2 separate regions of the Mus musculus genome follow, and region 2 is linked to region 1. The links are chromatin loops, found by intact Hi-C in ENCODE. Cell type or tissue: heart. All regions are shown on one strand.

The links. A loop is a pair of places that touch in the nucleus more often than their neighbours do. Peaks named below come from ENCODE experiments on the same cell type or tissue, not always from the same donor. Only the 100,000 strongest peaks of a DNase experiment are listed, where the experiment ranks them.
Region 2: it touches region 1 in a loop (15-fold over the local background); 19 of 42 quality-filtered maps call a loop at or near these places.

Annotation. Positions count from the first base shown.
Region 1 is chr12:32,894,620-32,902,619 of GRCm38, reverse strand. All of the region lies in intron 2 of Gm33484 (a long non-coding RNA gene), which reads left to right. Among named protein-coding and RNA genes, the nearest start is that of Gm33484, 11 kb to the left of the region's middle. In heart, no CTCF peak of the experiment used is centred here; DNase peaks (open chromatin) are centred at 4,939 and 5,909; H3K27me3 peaks cover 1,120 bases.
Region 2 is chr12:32,287,693-32,295,692 of GRCm38, reverse strand. No RefSeq gene overlaps it. Among named protein-coding and RNA genes, the nearest start is that of Gm33308, 45 kb to the right of the region's middle. In heart, a CTCF peak has its summit at 3,459; DNase peaks (open chromatin) are centred at 2,612 and 3,422; H3K4me3 peaks cover 802 bases; H3K27ac peaks cover 1,242 bases.

The DNA.
Region 1 (8,000 bases):
CCAGAATCTTCTGCGGCAAAACTTTATTGCTTACATCTTCAGGAGCAAGAGTGTAAGAAGCAAGAGAGAGAGAAAACGAAACCCCGTCCCTATTAAGGAGAATTATCCTTCGCCTAGGACGTGTCACTCCCTGATTGGCTGCAGCCCATCGGCCGAGTTGACGTCACGGGGAAGGCAGAGCACATGGAGTGGAGAACCACCCTCGGCACATGCGCAGATTATTTGTTTACCACTTAGAACACAGCTGTCAGCGCCATCTTGTAAAGGCGAATGTGGGCGCGGCTCCCAACACTCTCTCTGTAATATATATTCTATGACTGTTGAGAGCTGGTTCTACCCCTCCACTATAGATTCTGAGGGTCAAGTCCAGATCATCAGGTTGGTGTGACAAGTGCTTTTACCCAGTAAGCAATCTCACTGGATGTCAAGTCTCTCAGTTATTATTATTATTATTATTATTATTATTATTATTATTATTATTATTATTTTTTGTCCAATGTATCAGCTGGTTGGGCACCGTGTTGGATAAAGAGTTTGCCCAGTGGAGCAGGCCATGCATTCATCTGTCAGAACACTGAAAGCGCCTCGTCTAGAGGCTGGTGGCTGGTAGAGACCCGCTTCGGCTGACTGATCAGTCTGTGCTGATTGTTAACCCCTTCAACTCTAACGGGTTTAACTGTTCTAATCTTCAGCCCGTGTAACCTCACATTCCCCAGTGAGTGATGAGAAAGCCACCTTTAAGAGCTTTGTTACAATCTGCAGTTTATATTTGTTCTAGATTATTATGACAATCAAAAAAGAAAGAAAGAAAGAAAGAAAGAAAGAAAGAAAGAAAGAAAGAAAGAGAGAGAAAAAAAGAAAGAAAGAAAATGAACGCTCTTGCCATTTCTTTCTGCGCTATCAACTATCTCAAGTCTGGGCAGCAGCACTGGGTACCAGGCCTGTCACAATTACCAGTGTGTATGAGCCCCTGGTGTCTCATGCTTGTGCCAATGGCCAGTCTTATTAGAAGCAGTTTTCGTAAGTTTTCTGAGGGTGAAACTGTATCTTGTTGTTACAGTGAGATCCCCAACCCGGTTACTATAAAGTAGAGAATAGCTTGATACCCATTGGCAATTGGTACACTCCTTTCTCTGTGTGTTCTTAGCTCTTTTTTCCCCTGAACTTCGATTTTGTAAGTAGTGTGCCTTGAAGATATTTTTATATCTATGTACAAGCTCTGTATATCTATGTACAATGCATGGACATTACTTTGTAGTGGTCGGAATGAGAAATGCTCCCTGCAGGTTCATGGACTTGGGCAGGAGGTGTCTGTCGGTGCTGCTGTTTAGTATGATTGTGGAACCCTTAGGAGGTGGAGACTCGTTGGGGGACATATATGACCCAGGGCAGGGCTTAGAAGGTGTATAGCCTCACTCCACTTCCTGTTTCCTGCCCCACTTCCTGTTTCCTCTCTTCTGTTTTTTGAGTGTGGATAGAAAGGTTCAGCCAGCTTCCTGCCTCACCTGTCTTCCCCACCTGTGGCCATGCCCTTCTTGGCAGGGTGGACTCTCTCAGGAACTGTAAACCAAAGTAAGTTCCTACACTGCTGCTGTTTGCTGACATATTCTATCCCAGCAATGAAATGTAACTACAAATATGGTTTGTTTAATCAGGTCTTTGTTCCTCCTCCTTCTCCTCTTCCTCCTCTTCTTCTTTTGTACAAATATTGCTTTACTTGATATAATTTAGTGGGTATATCCACAGACAAATTTCTTTGTAGGAGATAAATTATAGAGCAAAAAGTACTAAGTTTTATGTTTCAAGAGATATCGTTAAACATTTCTGAAACCTTGTGCCACTTTATGCTCTCCCACTGACAAATGCCACATCTGTTGTAATTTGTGTCAGGAAAGAGCTATTTGTACTTTCCAAGTGACACTGTTGTAACTGTTCCTAGTGTTTCTATTTTCTGTTGGTATAACAAAATACCTGAAGGTGGAAACTTCACAGAGAGATTACGTTTATTCAGCCTTCAGTTTTGGAGGCTGGAAAGCCAGGATTCTTTGTCCTTTGATGGGTGACCTCATAACAAGCATCACCACGGAGAGAAGACCTATGGCAGAAATCACATAAGAGACCAGAAGCTTGAACGAGCCAAGGCCAACTTGCCCTCTTTATAACCAGAGACCCCAGAACAGCATCCATCCTTCCCGAGGACAGCATCCCCACCTTCAGCCCAGGCTCTTAAGGCTTCCACAGCCTCAAACCCAGCACTCCGGAGACTCAGCTCCAGCTGGTGGGCTTTGGAGGCCACAGTCAGACATTATCCAACTACAGCACATCACCATACCATTGCTGCAATGCTTTCACCCTGGTTCTCACAAGCAGCGGGTGAGATGGTCCTCCGCCACTGCCTCACTTCTCACTGAAGCTTGGGGAAAGTTTGTTGTTGTTGTTGTTGTTGTTGTTGTTGTTGTTGTTGTTGTTGTTGCCCTGCCTTCATTTCCCCACCCAACTCCACAGGAATCTATTTCCTTATCCCACCATGTTGAGTTAGACATGGGACTCCTCTGGGTAGAGATCTAAATTCAGTTACATGGCTTAGCTCGAGCATCCCATTGCCCTTGAGGTGAGTGTACTCGAGCTGGTTCAGGTTTCAGAATGACGCTCACAGTGCCCTGTAAGAACTGGATCTACAGCCCAATTCGACCACCTTGGCTGAGCCCCAGATCTGAGAGTGAGAGAGACATGCCCATTGGGGTACATCACTGAGAGTTGAGGTTTGTTTTGTTATACAGTATGATCAGAGGATTACTGCATGAAAGCTACTTATGAATTTTGTTGGTACTGGCAATTGTGCCGTGTGCTTTGACTTTGAGACAGGGCCTTACTAAATTGTTCCTTCTGCCCTTGAATGTGTTCTGTATCTAAGACAGACCTTGAACCTGTGATCCTCCTTCTGTAGCCTTATGAGTAGCTGGAATTTCAGGACTGTGCCACCAGATTCAACATCGCTGCTGTATTTTAAAACACTGTATATGTGTAAACACACATGTACAATTTTATAGATATACCTAGAATTTATAATTGTTATAAAGGTTTCCATGTTTTTTTCCTTTTTCCTTGTTAAGGCAGTTACTCTGTCTTTATTCTCCTATCCACAGAAACCCCCTTCCCTTTTCAAGTAACGCATGCTGTCAACCTACTGTGTGCCTGCCCATTCTTACTCTGCTGGCTAGCTTTTTGTTTATTTGACACAGATTAGACTCATCTAAAAGGAAGTCTCCACTGAGAAAGATCCGGCTGTGGGTGGGCCTGTACAGCGTTTTCTTAGTTAATGACTAATGGGGAGGGTCCAGCCCACTGTGGGCTGTTTCACCCCTGGGCTGTGGCTGTGGGTGCTATAAGAGGGAGCCATGAGAAGCCAACCAGTAAACACCACTCCTCCAGAGCCTCTGCAGAGCTCCTGGCTCCAGGTTCCCACCCACCCTACATTCCTGCCCTGACTTCCTTCTATGCTAAACAGTGATGTGGAATTGTAAGAAAAATAAACTCTGCTGGTCATGGTGTTTCACATTAGTAATAGAAATCCTAAGACACCTTTACTTATATTCCTATATATTCATTTAAAATAACAAACACAGCAGGTGATAGCCAACTAGCTGAAACATTCAATATTACTATATCACTGTATGCTACACACACACACACATCTGACATTTTGTGCTTTCCATAGTGGCACAAAATTATGAACATTGTTGCTTTCTTATTATTCTTACAAAGAAACATCTCAGGCCTTAAATTCCAGTGTGACATGCATGGCTTTCTCACTTATCATGGCTGCTGTATGGAGCCATAATCAAACCAGCCTGATATGTCAACATTTGGTCCACAATGCTGTGTCCCTAAGGCATCCATCTGGTCCCAGGGATGGTGGGCTGATGATGGGTGGTGCATTTTGCTATATGGTGCCAGCTTCTTGTGTTCAAATGTGACAATTCACATTCATAACTGCCAACAGCATTTAGGAAACTATTTCCTTCTTCCACACTCCAAGAAATAAGTAAGTGGCTTTCTGGGTTTTGTCAACTATATAGGCAAAAGCAATCCTCTGAAACTGTGTACCGGGAATTTCGGTATCTTTGCTTATTCTAGTGTGCTATCTCAACCTTGTTAATATCTGCAAGGGTTTTTTTTTTTTTTTTTTTTGGATATTGATCTTAACCATACATTGAATTTTTTTTTTACTCTAGTATTTGTCCACTGATTTTGTTTAGGTTCTTGTTTGCCTCTGGCCCAGCTCCCATTTTCCATGTCTCTCCCCTAATCTCATCTCCTCTCTTTTTCTTTCCTTTCCACCTGCTTCAGTGTGGCCACTTTTCTTCCCCTTTGTTTTGTTCAGTCAGCTCTCGCTTCTCTCTGTCCTTACCTCCTCTTGTCTCTAGCTCCCTGTGTTGATTTTAAGTGCAGAGAGCCTGGCTTGTGTCATCTATACAGCTGTGAAAGACTAAAGGTGACTGGAGCAGACACAAAGAGGCACCAAATTCTCAATTCTCAGAACTGGGTTGAGACTTTGAGAAGGTTTCCTTTTTCATGGAGAACCACCCCTAGGCCTCCTGGAGAGCCTAATCCCATAGGTCTGGTGTAGGATGCAGATGGTGTGTGTGTGTGTGTGTGTGTGTGTGTGTGTGTGTGTGTGTGTGTGTGTGCAGGACATTCCAGTACAGTACACAGTTAAGACCAACAACCTGTAAATGAGGATTGGAATGGGGGAACTGGGCTGTTGATCCCCAGTGTCCGTACCTTGCTTAGAAGACTGAAATCCAGGTTGTTGAAGTCCCAGGTGACTTGCTCCAACAGCTGTACAGCTCAGCTCAGTGCAGGACAGTCTGAGTCTGCAGGTCCATCTGGGCAGGACCTGTTCAAAAGGCAGCACAGCTGAAGTACTCCAGGTGGCCAGAAGGTGGCAGTGTAGTCGTGTGATACTCAGGCGACCTGCTGGCCCGGAGGATGCTAAAGCCAGACTGGCAAACCGTGAGGTGGGAGGGATTCTCTGGCCCTCTGACGACCAAGTTCACCCAGCATCTATTGAAGTGAGCTATCTCATGTCAAATACTCTCATTTAATCTTCATGGAAGCCCCAAATAAGGCACATTATTTCTCATCTACCAAACGGGGAAGGTAATTTCTTTGTATTCAGCTACAGTTACTGTATGTACTGCTTCCTCCAGTGTCAGCATATTAACACAAGAGACACTCCATTCATTAGTTCATTCATGCTGATCATTCCTTCCCTGCCCTTCTGTCCTCTACCCCTTCCAGGGACAGCAACGATAACTGCGTTAACCAAGGAAACGCAACGTCCATAGTTGTTCGCACTTTAACAGGTCACTGAGGAAGCAAATAACGGTTGGATCATGATGACATAAAAGCCCTGAGGTGGCCTCTGACACACAGCTAGGACAAAGGTCACACTGAATATCTGTGGACCCAGTGCGGGACCTTACTTGGCTAATGTGACATTACTGGATGATCCCTCACAGCAGTTTTCCAGGGGACATGGCTCTACAGATTCTCACCGTCTCTATGGCTCCTTTTCCTTGCATCTATCTTCATGCTTCCCTTGGCCATCAAAGGGCTGTGCCAGGCTGGTGGCCACTGAGAGAGGAGGGCTTCCCAACTCATCTCCTTCCTCTAGCTCTGCCTCTCTCCTGGTGTCAGCATCATCATCACACAGGCCACAGTAGCCCAGGCTCTCACACCTACCTGTGCTAAGTCCATCCATCTGTCTATCCATCCACCTGTCTGTCCATTTGTCCATCCACCTGTTCATGTGTCCATTCTTTATCCACGCATCCATCGGCCCTCCATCCATCCACTCAGATGCTTCCAGCATCCAGCCAAGGCCTGAGTTTGCCAAGGCTAAATTTAACCCGCAGCTGCCTCATCAGATGCTGGATATTTTCAGTGAGGAGTCTCGGGCCGCTGAGCTGGAAGCCTCTGAGGGCTGCTGGCCAGAGCTTACACCCGTGCTTTGGGTTGAGCTCAGCATCCAGGCTGTTTCGAGAACTTGTCTCTTCCACTCTCTTCCTTTTAATTTTTAAAGAGATATTGTAATGCTATCATTTCCTCCTTTCCTTTCCTCCCTCTAAACCTTCTCATGAACCTCTCCCAAAGATGGAACGAGCAACAGCCGAGAGCCAAAGAGTCAAGTGACTTAGAGAAGCGGATTCTACCCCACCCCCACAGCACTGATGGTACCGGCACCCCTCACAGCCCGCAGAGCTAGACTTCAGGCGAGTCTCTGGTGGTTGTGATGCCTGAGGGACTAAGCTTTGTAAACCTGTCTTCTGCTATCCCATTGCTGGGACTAAACACCAAGTACTAACTAGGTTTAGGTATTTTATAGAGAGCCTTTTATTTAAGACATCAAAGATTGGACTCATCCCTCAGTCCCCTCACATCCACCCTGATGGAAACTGAGGCAAGATGAGAGCAAGTGACAGAAGGACAGCTCTACACTGTCACCTGCACACTGTCACCTGCACCCTGTCACCTCCACCCTGTCACCTCCACCCTGTCACCTGCATAGTCACCTGCACACTGTCACCTCCATACTGTCACCTGCACCCTGTCACTTGCACCCTGTCACCTACACCTTGTCACCTGCACACTGTCACCTGCACCCTGTCACCTGCACCCTGTCACTTGTACCCTGTCACCTGCACTCTGACACCTGTACTCTGTTACCTGCACACCGTCACTTGCACACTGTCACCTGCACACTGTCACCTGTACCCTGCCATCTCCACACTGTCACCTGCACCCTGTAACCTCCACACTGTCACCTGCAGCAGCCTGAGTTCTCTTTATAGACCACCACGGGGGGGGGGGGGGGAAACCCTGATCCTGGGCTGCCACCTGGGCAGGAATTTCAGGATGAGCCAATAGGAGACAGAGTTGGAATTTACTAAAAGCAAAAAGGAGGGCAGCTGGGGAGGAAACACAGGTGTGGGCTGCTCACAAAGGAGTCGGGTTTCAAGAGTCCTCCTGGTGACTATGTCTGGGTTCTGGAAGCGTCTGGGGTTCGCTGCTCAGCAGGTTCCTAAGGGACACTCCCCTCCCCTACCTCTCCACTCTTGAGATTAGAAGTTGGCACTGAAGGTGCCTTTGGTGGGATTGCAATCCAGTAAGGCGCCAGGAGGAGCCCCGTAGATTGCACAAAGGGTTTGTTTAGGACCCATCTTTTCCTGTTAAGTGTGGTTTCTGGTGAGAGCCTAGGAAACCACAGGTTTGCAGGTGAGGTTTGCAAGGCCTTAAATGGATGTCATTGGCTGTGTTGTCATCCTCGACTCTCAGCTGGTGAGAGGCTTCACCCAGCTTCTGAGCTGAAGGGCACCTTTCATGTCCACGTTCCTTAAGCTTCTGTCCTCCCTCAACAACACAGAAGTCTACCACTTCAGTGGCCAGAGATCCCACCGCTGTATAGAAAATAGGGCAGGAGGCGGGACTCATATGCAAGGTCTGTTGCATCATGGGGATAATGACATTAAACTAGTACTGTCCGTGTCTTCCAAAGTATAATTTGCTAATGTAGCAGATGGCTCCATCACAAGCTGTAATTTGTCCCCAAAGACTCCCAATGCATGTGGCTTCCTAGAGTCAGTAATTAGCCTTGGCAATTAAAGATTAAAATCAGCATAATGTTGTTTAACTATGCCCCCTAAGCAAGCCATAGCATTTGAAGAATTTCTAGGTATGGCAATATACATTTGAAAAACTGTTAACTAGATAGACTGATAATTTGAAAGTCAACTCAAGACCCACTCTGCAGATCTGTGTTTGTATACTCGCATTACTATCTCAGCTATTTTTTGCATGTATATGTGTATGATGTGGCTGTGTGTATGTTTCCAAATGTGGGTGTGAGTACATGCGTGCGTGCTGTTGAGTGTGCACTTGTGGGAGGGTGCACGTGGAGGCCAGAGACTGACAGAAGATGTCTTCAGTTGCTCACC
Region 2 (8,000 bases), 610 kb after region 1:
ACCTCACCTCATCAGACTTGGTTTGGAGCTCTCTCTTCCTTGTCACTCCTACTGTGGCTTTCCTACTATCTTCTACTATAGAAATAAACTACAAAGGAATAATTTGGGCTGCAAATTGACAGCTAACGGCCGTTGGCTGAAATCTATTTGATTTGCAGAGGGTTTGTTTTTTAAAAATTATTCCTTTTCTTTGCAAACTGTTGAAAACAAGATCTCAAAGGGATATCTAGATATACGACGCACAGGGTAGCGTCATTCATGGTAGCCAGAGGTGAAAGCAGCCTGAAGAGATGTCTATCTACAGACAGAGGAGCAAAGAACAGAGCATCCACATAAGAGAATATTATACAGCCTTTAAATAGGGCAAAACTGGACAAGCTTGAGGATTCTGCGATAGTGATTTTTGCCAGCCAAGATATGATACATACCATCTGATTCTGCTCATGTGAAGTCTTTAAAGTAGTCAGATACTCAGGATGTAGAATAATGGTAGTCAGGGCAGCATGGAGGAAAGAAATGGAGAAAATGTGTTTTATTTTTAATCAAGTATAATCAAGGTTCAGTTTTCTAAAGCAAAAGATTCTTGAAATCTATCACACAAGAATATGAAAATACTGAGTTCCAACAAACCATTCCAACGTTGTTACGATGGCAAACTTTGAATCCTGTGGCTTTTAAAAATATAACTAAAAATTACTAAAAAAAAAAAAAAAAAAAAAAAAAAAAAAAAAAAAAAACCTAAAACTTTAAATGCCCTTAAAGGAATTCTCCAACTTACCAAAGGATCAATTCTAAATAGGCTTAGAGATTTAAATGGGCTACCAGGCCCCCTAGACATTAGTTCTGAGTTTGGGATAATGGTAGAATTTTTGAAATGGATAAAATGAACTTTAGAGGTCTTACACAGGATGGTGGGATTTAACAATAAGAACGATTCTTTTGTTCCCCAGACAGTTACTGGATCCTACCAGCTGCTGCTTGTGAGACACGGAGAATACAAAATTACTTCCGATTCTGCCTTCAAATATCTTATATCCTAAATAACTTGATTTATAGTGTTTAATGGTCATTAAGATTAAGAGTTGTACAGGGAAGAAGACAAATAGTCCCTGCATTGTCTCCCAAATGCATTCGCAAGTGAGGATTTTGTGGTGTTGCTTCTATTAATGGGTTTTAGTTTGTCCTCTGTGGTCAGGAAAGATTCCTGGTGTAACTTCAGTCTTCCTACATTTTTGAGACTTATTCTGAGACCTGATCTGTGATCTGTCCTGGAAAATGGTCTGTGTACTTGGAGAACATGGGCACTCTATTCTCTTAGGGTGTAATGTCTGCTATGTGGCCATCATCAATTTGTCTACATTTATGTTCAAGTTCACTGTTTCTTACTGATTTTCTATCTATAGATTCTAGCCATTTTTGAAAACGAGGTATTGAAATTAGAAGTTAGAGACCATCCTGGCCTCCACAGAAAGTTCCAGACCAGCCTGTACTAGAGTATGAAACTGTCTCATAAACCATTCCAAAATTTCCACCCAAATTCTCAAGTAATCTTAGAAATACCTATACCATATACGCAGTACATATTTTATGCTTGTGCAGTTCACATTTACAGTATTGATCTATGCAGAATTCACCTGGTATGTTCTCTAAACATTTCCAAAATGATAAGCCAGTTCCCAGGCTGTTAGTTACTGAAAGGCCCTTTCTATCCCGTTGTGTTAACATGCTGATTTGCACATACTGAACTGTCAGAAATAGTTGTCTTGGTTAGGGTTTCTATTGCTGTGAAGAGACACCACGACCACAGCAACTCTTATAAAGGGAAGCATTTGATTGGCAATGCCTTATGTTCAGAGGTTTAGTCCAATTATCACCATGGAAGGAAACTTGGCAGCATGCAGACAGATGTGGTGCTGGAGAGGTAGCTGAGATCTGGAACAGCAGACAACAGGAACAGAGAGAGCCACTGGGCCTGGCTTGAGTATTTGAAATACCAATCACCCACTACTCACCCACTACCCACCTATCCCCACCCCTGAACCTCCCCAACCCCACTCCAACTTCCATAACACACTTCCTCCAACAAGGCCACGCCTCCTAGTGCCATTCCCTAAGCATCCAAATATGAGCCTATGGGCCCCTTCTTATTCAAAGCTCCACAATTTCATTATTGCTCTTCTCTATTTTCTCTGGATTCTGGTGAAGTTTGAGGGCAGAGGGTTCCAGACTTCCCTTGCTTACAGTATTTTCTTGAGCCTTTGAGTCCAGAAAGCTGAAAACTACGTTTTCCATATTCCACAGTAGATATATTATTTAGATGTTTTTTTTTTTCACATAGGGTCTCTGGTAGCCCAGGCTGGTCTCAAACTTCCCACATAGCCAAGTGTGATCTTGGATCCTCATCCATCCCCCTGCCTCCATCTCCCAGGTACTGGACCTAGATTTGGTTTTAAGTTAGACTTAGATGTAGCCAACCCGATGCATCAGTACAAGCCTTAGCTGGCAGGCACCTCTGGAACTGGCCCTCTCTGCCACTAGATGGGCAGAGGTCTCAGTGCCAGTCACTGCTATTTTGACTGTTATGAGTCCACAGGGCCTGGTTTTCCTGGTACACACTGCAGCAGGGGCAGACCTGTGGAGCACACAGCAATCCTGACAACTTCCTGCTCAGAGTGACGTCCTCACCAGGACATGGCCAACACAGCAGCTGCCCAGTGACACCATTTTGTACTGTGGTTTCAAGAGTCATTTCTGAAAGCTCCACCTAGTGTCTGGTCCTCGGCACACTGTCAACATTTCCACAAGCCGCTCAGCTTCCTAAGTCACGTGAATTCTGTCCCTCTAACTGGACTTAATAAATTAGCAGCCTGGCTTTGGCAGAGGAGACTCGCTTCCATTTGCTGGGCTCTGGATAGCAGGAGTTTTAAAAGGTTGCAGCTTTAGGTTTCTCTATTAACAAACAAACCCCTCAGAAGGGTGAGGCGTGAGAATCTTGGGTTTGGGGTCAGACTGGGCAGCCTAGTGAGACTCTGTTAAGAAGGAAGAGAGGAACAGAGAGAGAGTGAGGAGGAAAAGATGGAAGGGAGGCAGGGAGGGAGAGAGAGAGAAGGAGAGGAAGTTGCTTTCGTGGTTTTGCTTAGTCATTCCAAGGTTAATGTCCTCTTTTAGGCGAACCAAAAGAACTAATCCCTGTGTCGATATTCTATCCAGAAATACGTAGAAGATACTCGTGTATTTTGAAGTCACAACCCAAACATTATACCTTAGTAATGGAATCATCCCATTGGTCAGAACAGAGGCTGTTCTGTAAACAATTTTCTAAACATGATAGATTCGAGTCTTCATTTCTCCAGTTGTTTAAGCCTTTGCTACTCCAAGTGTGGCCTGTAGGGGTCAGCAGCACCGACTCAGACTGCCTCACCAAGATCTGTTTTTAATGGATCTCGCGCTGAGAGTAAGATTAGGCTTGGAAGTCAAAGAGCTACCCCAGGCCTTGAAGAGGGCACAGCAGCCTTGCCTGGCTCATCTCCTTCAGCCCACCCTTCTACAAAGCGGGACTTCAGGGAAGCAGGATTGTCTGGAGCGTCAAATTCCCGAGAGCGCCACCTTGTGGTAATTTTGAGGTATTTTAAAACGAGGCGCCTTAGATCACACTCCCTGCTCTTCAAGTTTATCAGCTTGAAAGTCTGGGGTTTTTTCCTGTAGCCGATTTCCCTCGCCCTTTCTTTCTCGGTCTCTTTTCTCTTTTCTTTATTACAGGAGCTTACCCATCGTCGCCCAGGGCTTGGTTTAAATGTCAGTACATTTTCCGTGGTTGTCATTTTGTGTTTTTACGAAGTCTGGATTTAAGTGACATATTCTGGAGACTACCACATTCGCCAAGGTTCTTTGAAGCAGGGCACCCAGAGAGGCCTGATTTGTTAACTCATTCATCATTTCTCTGGCTTCTGTGGGCACTTAGTGATTTAACCTTGTCTCCTTTTTCTTTCTTTCTTTGTTTTGTTTTTGTTTGTTCGTTTCTTCTAGCTATATAGAAGTTTTTGAGTTAGTAAAGAACTCATAGTCCACTGCAATGGACATCAAACTACTACCACTAAACAGCTGCTTTTTACTTCCTTCATTTTGCTTTCCACTTATCTGTTATTCACTGGGTGTTGTGCTGTCCTTGTGATCAAACGACAATTGCAGGAGCAGATTGGCTCCCTCCACCTTGTGGGTACTGGGGATCGAACTCAGGTCATCATGTCCTGAAGCAAATGCTTTGTCAAGGGAGCCACCTCACCAGCCCTGCTTCATTTTCATGTGGGGAATTTCCATCCGTTTTTTGTTTTTGGTTTTTTTTTGGGGGGGGGGGTTGCTGAAATTCAAATATTGCATCATCTCTAGCAGGTCTAGGTTACACCACACCCTAGCAATGTGAACCTGATAAACTGGTATTTCTGTGAGGGAATATTTCACCAGTCTATGGATTAATCACTCCTGACTCCTTACTCAGCGGTGTGCACTGTAGAATTTAGGAGACCCATGGTTACAGCGTTTTGTCCACTGTATTCAATCACCCTGTTCATTATTCTCCAGGTAACCAGTTTCCCTGTCATATTCAAAATCCATGTAAGATAGACAGAGCCATTCTGTGACCCAGCAATTTTAGTCCTGGGTGTATGCTTCAAGGGTAGTAAGGACTTCTATTCACACAGAGTCTTGTAGACGAATAGTTATAGCAAACATAATTCTCTTGTCTTATTCCTCTGGTTAAACCATTGTGTACTGTATGCAATAAGGATGGAAGGAGTGTGTATCCTTCACTCCACCCAGACTATAAGAAAAGTGCTCTGAGCTTTTCCTCATTTATTATAAGATTAACTATGGGTTGGTCATATACAACCTCTGTTGTGTTTAACTATGTTCTTTCTATTCCTAGCTTGTTCTGGGATTTTATCACAAAGTGATGTTGAGTGTTGCCAAGGGTCTGACTAGCATTGATAGAAATGACCATGTGATTCTGTTTTTACCTCAAGTCTATTTATATCTTGCATTATAAGTTTTGGGCTATGTATGTTGAACCATTCTGCATCTCAGGGTAAAAACAACTAAGTCACAGTGCATAATCTCCTTGGTGTGTTCTTGAATTCAGTTTTCAATAGCTCTGTGTGTGTGTGTGTGTGTGTGTGTGTGTACATGTGCACGAGAGAGCATGCACGCTCACACACACACACACACACACACACACACACACACACACACACACACACACGGTCTCTCTGTGTAGTCCAGAACTCACTCTGTAAAGTAGGCTGGCCTCAAGCTCACAGATATGCCTGTCTCTCTCTCCCAGCTGCTGTGATTAAAGGTTTGTGCCTCCAAGCCAGGTCAAGTTAGGAATAATTTAATTGAAAACTTTTGCATCAGTATTCATCAGGAAAAAAAAATTGAACACCCCCCCCCACCTGGGGCTGATGTGCAGGCAGAAGAGCCAACAGTCTGATAAGCCAGCCAGGCCTGCAACCACCCATGCTGGGTCCTTGCTGCCATTGAGGGCCACATCTGGGACAAAGGTCCTATTGCCACCAAGGTGTGTGTTGATGTTCATGGTCTAATTTACCATCAAAGGCCAGGCAGAGGTCTGTGGTTTGTGGTCTACTACCCGGAGCCATGTTGATCTCCTTGGGTCATGCTGTCCCCAGCGTGGGGGGGGGGGGGGGAAGCAGGGAAGGAGTACATACTGGTCTGAGTAGCCTGCACAGCCACCTAAGGTGATATGTCCACAGGCAGTTGGGGCAGCCTGCAAGGGTCTTGTTTGGGTCTGGGGTCCTACTGCAACAAGGACCTTGTTCATGGTCTATGACGTCACTGGAAACTGTGTAGAAGCCCATGATCTTTGTTCCCATTGACTGTGAAGAGCAAGGAAGCTACTTTTGCTGTTAGATGGATGACTGCATACCCACAGTGGAGAGGGAGGACATACAATCTTCTATGACAACCCCTACACCCACCCCAACCTCCACCCCACCCCCCAAACAGTAACAGCCTAGACAGGAAGGCACTGAAGAGAACTCTTAAAAAGTGTGATGGGATGCTGAAATGTAGCCCTCCATAATTGATGGCTTCTGGCCAGGGTGCAGGTGAGGAAAGGACTCAGTTCTATTTAAGGTGCACGCCACTAAGGATTTGACCGTGTTCCAGTGAGTATATAGATAACACAAAGTGGACTTGGTTTTTGTTGTATTTTTTTGTTTGTTTGTTTTGTTTTTTTTTTCTTTTTTACTTCTTTGGTGGGGGAGATAATAGAGGGCAGACATGGAAGGACTGGAAAGGTATTGTGATTGGGGTATATGATATGAAACTCCCAGAGAATTAATTAAAATGTTATGTGGTGTGTGATGGTTTGTATATGCTTGACCCAGGGAGTGGCACTATTTGGAGGTGTGGCCTTGTTGGAGTAGGTATGTCACTGTGGGCTTAGGCTTTAATACCCTCCTCCTAGCTGCCTGGAAGTCAGTCTTCTCATAGCAGTCATCAGATGAAGATATAGAACTCCCAGTTCTTCCCATCCCACCATCTGCCTAGACACTGCCATGCCCCACCTTGATGACAACGGACTGAACCTCTGAACCTGTAAGCCAGCCCCAATTAAATGTTGTTTTTATAAGAGATGCCTTGGACCATCCAGAGACTGTCCCACCTGGGGATCCATCCCATATACAACCACCAAACCCAGATACTATTGCATATGCCAGCAAGATTATGCTGACAGGACCCTTGTATAGCTACCTCTTGTGAGGCTATGCCAGTGCCTGGCAAATACAGAAGTGGATGCTCACAGCCATCTATTAGATGGAACACAGGACCCCTAATGAAGGAGCTAGAGAAAGTACCCAAGGAGCTAAAGGGGTCTGCAACCCTATAGGTGGATCAACAATATGAACTAACCAGTACCCCCAGAGCTCGTGTCTCTAGCTGCATATATAGCAGAAGATAGCCTAGTCAGCCAGCAATGGAAGGAGAGGCCCTTGGCTTGCAAAGATCATATGCCCCAGTACAGGAGAATGCCAGGGCCAGGAAGTGGGAGTGGGTGGGTTGGGAAGCTGGGCAGGGAGAGGGTATAGGGGACTTTCAGGATAGCATTTGCAATGTAAATGAAGAAAATATCTAATAAAAAAATGAAAAAAAAAGAGATGCCTTGGTCATGGTGTCTGTTCACAGCAGTAAAACCCTAACTAAGACATGCGGGGGGGGGGGGAGGGCGGCTAAAATTTTTCCTTAGGTCAGAAAGCATTCGTGTTAACCCTTTTAGGCTTTGGTAGAAGCTGGCACTGGGTTCTTCCATTCCTAACTTTTCTTTGTGTGGCAGCACTTCATTTCTGCTCTAATTCTTGTTTACATGCTCTAGATTTCAGTTTTGTAGGTTGCATGCATCTAGGATTTATCAACTTCTTTTCCATCTTTCAGTCTTTGGGGCCATGAAATTGGAGTTTTCTTTAACGGTTAGGTCTCACTGGAGGCTCCAGTACCTTTCCTTCTCTTGGTCACTTCTAATTTATTAACTCAGCCCCCTTTCCCTTTTGTTGGTTAGAGAGTTGTCAATCCCATTTAGTTTTCAAAGAACCAACTGTGATTGACTGAGTTCTACGCTCTGTTCTCCTAGTCTCATCTGTATTAATTTCTACCCTGTTAGTATGTTTGTCTTGCTATTAAGTGGACCCTCAGTCTAGTAGGATAGCTATTGATTATTCAGAATATGTAAGTGCCACGATTGCACTCTCAGGGATACCTTGCTGTGCTGAGCATACCTTGCTATTGCGAAACACAGGCTTTATAGCTGGAAAGGACCCTTCACTGCTTATCTCCTTTGGCAGCTTGTGTAGCACCTTTAGATATTATGAGAGCCAGTCCTCAGGGAGACTTTCAGGCCAATTCCAGCTTACTTCTCCAAGTCCTGTGTCTGGGGAGGATGGTGTCTTCAGCAATAGGGTCTTACCTTACCTCTGATAGGCTATCAG